Linked DNA regions of Homo sapiens: region 2 is linked to region 1. The links are chromatin loops, found by intact Hi-C in ENCODE. Cell type or tissue: HepG2. All regions are shown on one strand.

Region 1 (2,500 bases):
ATATCTATGTGATGTTTCTCTCCCTTGCCCTCCCTTCCACCTTCTCTTCCTCTCCATTGTTTTTCCTACGTCGAATATAAACGTGCTCCACTCCCCAGCATATTCCCGGACCAGCCGGCCCCACTCTTGACATCGCACTGGGTGACCCCTCTGCCTGCCCCTTCCGGTTTCCACTTGCCTAGCTCTCAGTATAGTGCTCCCAAGACGAATCAAGTCCTTTCTAAGATTAATGTTCTTTTCAGTGGGCGTCTTCATACTCCCCACCCCTTACTTACAACACCTCACCCCCACCTTCAGAGCTCCTCACAAACCCCAGGAAGGCTGGGGCATGCGGTCAGGGCCAGCGCGATTCTTCGGTGCCCAGACCACCTCCTGGGCCATCCTGTAAGAGATCAGATAAATTGGCCTTTGTTTGAGGCTCGGGTTGAGCTAGGCGGATTTCTGCCCCTTTTCCCCCCTTTTTCCTGGCGGCCACCTCCTTGTGGGACAAGGGGCGGCCTGGGGATCCGAGAGAAGCCGCATTCCTGTGGGTGCCAGGCGGCTCCAGTGCTGAGCCACAGGGCCTGAGACACACACACAGAGGAACCCGCAGACCTCGCTGCCCTTGATCTCGCTCGCTCGCTCTCCCTCCCGTCTGGGCACCCACCCGGGAGCCTGTCCACTCACACTCGGATCCACCCAGGGCACGGCCTCAGGCCCGAGAGCGTTGATCCGCACAAAGACACAAACGCACACAACCCCCTCCGGTGACACAGGCCAGGCCAGGATCTCCCCGCCCATGTCAATCTCCTCTCTCCCGCCCCTTATCCCACAATCCCAGACGCGTCGGCTGGCCTCCTCTGGTTCCTTTGATCCCACCGGACGCCCCACGGCTCGCGGCGTCCTGGCCGCGCCGTCCTGGGAGTCACCCACAGCGCGCCAAAGCCAGGCTGCGCTCACCTCCTCCCAGCGCACCCTATAGCTCACTCCAGCCTTGACACCGCTCAGTCTCCTGAGCTCTCCAGCCGGAAGAGCCTGGGATGCCTGCTGGAACACTGCCCCCACATCCTCCTTCTTAGCGCTTCCTTGTATTCTGGGAGAGGGACCTTTAGGCTACCCAACCGCCCCTCCTCTCCGCCCCATCCCTGCAACCCCTTGGATCGCGCGCCTCCCAATGGTCACTGGGATCTTGCCAACCTAGAGCTCTCTAGCCCTCCCGGAGGCACACCCAGAGGGCAGACGCCCTCGGGCACCTCTGGGAAGCTCGCCACGCCGGCGGATCCGCCTGCGGTCACCCAGCTCCTCCACCCTTAAGCACCCCCTCCCACAGTAGCCGGTGGAGGCTCCCGCCGCTCCAGAGCTTGGGGAGGGGGCGCTGCGGCTTGCTCTCGGCCTCGGCTCGCGCTCCCAGGTTGCCCGCGGTCTTTGCACACAGTGCTTGGTTTTTTTCAACCTCAGCCCAGTCGCAGCGAACTCTGGGCCTTAAAAATAGCCCAAATAGCGGTGGCACATGTGGGATTGGTTAAATATTTTCTACGCAGCCCTGTCTCTTCCCCCCCGCGCCAACCCCCAGCGTTTTCTGTTGCATCTGACAGGCTTTAGATTCCTCAGGGCAGAAAGTATACATTGTATCTATTGCGTGTGTGTGTGTGTGTGTGTGTGTGTGTGTGTTTGGGGTGGGGAGCCTTTCCTTTCAATCATCCAAGGCTGCCGGCTGTAATGTAATAACCTGTTTTATAGGTCGGGCTCTAACCGTGAAGATAGGAACTGAGGGAATTTACATGAACCTCTCTTTAAAGCAGATGAGAGTCCTGCTTTGCATCAATTAAATGTTCCTGCTCTTTTGTTCACTTGGACTTCTTATTTACTTCTGATTTATGGGATCCGAAGGAGTCTCTTTGCCAAAAGCACATGTATTATTGAGTCTGTTCCACATCCTAAACCAAGATTTATATAAAACCGTGAAATACCACACATTACGACCTTTCACCACAGGAAGGGAAAAAAATGGCTTTATAACATCATTCTACACACATACCCTCCCTCTCTCCTAGCTTCGGTAAGGATTCTCTGTGGGATCTTCACCATGCAGTCTAGTGTTTTTTTTTTTTTTAAGAAGTGGGTGAGGGTGAAGGGTGGTAAACAGTTCCCAAGCTATGATTTATTTTAAAGGCTTTTTTTTTCTCTCGCTAACCAAGAAGACAGAAACCTGCCAATGGAAGCTTATTGTTATCCAGGACTATTTCTGCCACTTGCCATTTGCAAGGTCAGGGAAGAGGGGCGGAGGAAGAGCAGGATATGGACTCAACTTTCATCTATAAACAGGGGTCACTAAACAGGGGACATTTCATTATTGCCCTTAAATTCACAAGAGCTAGGAAACCTGCTTGCCATCCTGCAGGGTGGCCCTGGTTGGGCAGCTCCCGGGTCTGTGAAGTGGTGGGAGGAGGGAGAGTCGACACACATTGGCCCAGAGGCTAGAAAAGATGCCTAGGAAATTCTCTGTATTCATGGTGGGAAA
Region 2 (2,500 bases), 66 kb after region 1:
GCCAATTTTAGGCTAATGCCATTTTAGGCACAACCCCGCCCTGTTCCTTTTCTGTCTTTCTTGGGCCTTGGGGTCTTTATAGCTTTTGCATCTCTTTGCCTGCCTCTGAGATCAAGCTTCCTGACACCGTACCTCTGTGTTGCTTGGAGAGGCAGATTAAAATATACAATCTCCAGACGGGAATGATTTAGCAAAATTAAACACAGACAGAGGGCAGAGAAGGCGAGAGGTGTCAAATGTTTCTTCTACCCCACTATCAGTTTGATGTGGTGGCCTTGTTCCTACCTAGTCCCCATTCATGCTGTCCACTACCCAAAGTTAAAATGTCTTAAATGTTAACAGAATACACATGGATAGAGATATGTATAGGCTTCCTTCTCCCTCCTAACTCAATGCATGGAGTTTTAATTGTGGTTTATTTCAACTTAATTTTGCTTTGCCCTTAGGATGAAGAAGATTTATTTCAATAAGTCTCAAGAGGTATTATGCAATATGTAAGTACTTGCAAGAATCTGCTTAGCCACCTCCAAAAAAAATTATTCCTTTTGATAGATCATTTGCTTTCAGAGTGAACTTCCTTCCCTTTTCCAAACACAAACATGATCATATCGGCGAGTTGATACCAAAGTTGCTGAATTTATAATGCACACACTTATTTATTATTAAAGCCAATGTGTAAATAAAATCTCCGCTTGGTTGGAAACAAATTTAATAGGAAACATGTGAAAGAGCTATGCACAGGAAAGCAATATCATGTAATATCTCCTTTTCTTAGTCCCTGCCTGAAACAAGATATGGAATACACAGCTCAATAGTGCTGGGAGGTTTTATTACAAATGGAGAATTTCTCAATTATCCTAGATCTCAGACTCAGCGTGGTTCAACATGACCCATTAAGCCATCATTTAAGTCCAAGGTGATGACTGACATTGGGAGGGGACGGCTGTCACTGAATACAGAAATGGTTATAAAGATGCCCATGAGGACCACCATTTATTTTCTTCTTATTATTGCTCCACTGTTTTCAGATCATTTAAAAATCCATACTGAGCAAAAAGCTACTATTGGTTAGGCTGTACCTAATCTCTAGCATGCCTCCTGAACACGGCCATAGTATGCCCTTATAACTGTTTTAGGCTGTGCCCAACTTTCAAAGTGGTTTTGAGCACAATTTCTGAGCTCTAGTGGGGATGAAAGTCCTCGTACCCTCCTCTTGTTTCTTGCTAGTGCCTTGCATGGCTTTCTGCAAAATACAACTCATGGATTTCTGCAGCACAAAAAAAGATAAGATGTTCGGTATCTTTCATTTTCTGCAAATAGTCTGTATTTACAATACTACTCCAGTGGTTTCTGACTACCGCTTAGGGCAATTTTGCTTAGCCTAGCGGAATGTCCTGGAAACTACTGGCAATGATTTAGCCTCCAAAATTGGAACGCATTTAGTAGAGACAGAAAGCCTATGAACAAATAGTGGGCATGTGCCAGAGTAAATAAGTGTGGTTCATGAGCTGCGGTCAGAAATGTCTCTCTTTCAGTATGCAGGGCAGAGCTGTTGCTAGCATTTGCCATAAAGTCATCACACAAAGCAGTTTTTCCTCTCAGTAAGACAGACTCAATGAAAAAGACCTAGTCTCACAATCTACTATTGGGCCCATAGTCATAGGCCAAAGGATACCTGAGCCGAGGGGTCATTTTCTCCCGTTATCCTTTCTTAACCAGCCTGCCAAGCTTCTATGAAAAAAGAAGAAAACCCATGAGGGAGTAGGAGGAGGCTGGATAGGTTAGAAAAGGAAAGATTCTTTGTAACACTCAAAGCTCCTCCCAGGATCTCATAACAAACCACAGAGTCAGTTTGCTTCCTCTCTTTTCCAAACCCAAACTTTGGCCCTTACTGTCTAGTTCCTTCGAAGCACTTGGTGAGGCTATCATTACTTGGTGAAGTATTAAGAGAACATTAAGATGCTTTGCTGCCACCTTTCTCCACAGAGTTCTGTCATAGGTTTAGAGACTGAAGGAGGCAGACGTATATGGTTTCCACTTTAGGCTATTTGCATTTTCCTTTAGAACTTAACTCCTTGACCACACGTTACGGAAGGATTTAGTTCATTTGGATTGGAATAGCATGATTTCTGGTGCGTGTGCATGCTTGCCCTCTGAGCTTAGAGTCTGGTTTCATGTAGTTTTCTATTCCTGTGTAGATGTGCAGTCTTAGCAACCACTGAAATTCAAGAAGGAATCATTAAAAACAAAACAAAACAAAACTGAAGAAACCATCAATCCATACCTAGTATGGCATTCATTGTGGGGATATTGTCATAGGGGCATGTATAGTTCGCCTTTAAAGAAACACATAGCAAGAGATGTCATTTTCCAAAACCTTCTTATGATTACCATTGTCATCTTACCATAAAATAGTAAAATATGGATAAATGTTTCAGAAACATCTCAGATATGACAACTTTAGGAATAAAAGAAATAAATACCAAATATTATTTCTGTA

What was found. Peaks named below come from ENCODE experiments on the same cell type or tissue, not always from the same donor. Only the 100,000 strongest peaks of a DNase experiment are listed, where the experiment ranks them.
Region 2: a loop joins it to region 1, with 3.0 times the contacts of the local background. A loop is called at or near these places in 2 of 110 quality-filtered maps.

The regions. Positions count from the first base shown.
Region 1 is chr7:97,015,375-97,017,874 of GRCh38, reverse strand. No RefSeq gene overlaps it. Among named protein-coding and RNA genes, the nearest start is that of DLX6-AS1, 2.6 kb to the right of the region's middle. In HepG2, a CTCF peak has its summit at 1,145; DNase peaks (open chromatin) are centred at 1,024, 1,114 and 1,524; H3K4me3 peaks cover 2,041 bases.
Region 2 is chr7:96,948,914-96,951,413 of GRCh38, reverse strand. All of the region lies in intron 1 of LOC124901703 (a long non-coding RNA gene), which reads right to left. Among named protein-coding and RNA genes, the nearest start is that of DLX6, 55 kb to the left of the region's middle. In HepG2, no CTCF peak of the experiment used is centred here; a DNase peak (open chromatin) is centred at 1,443.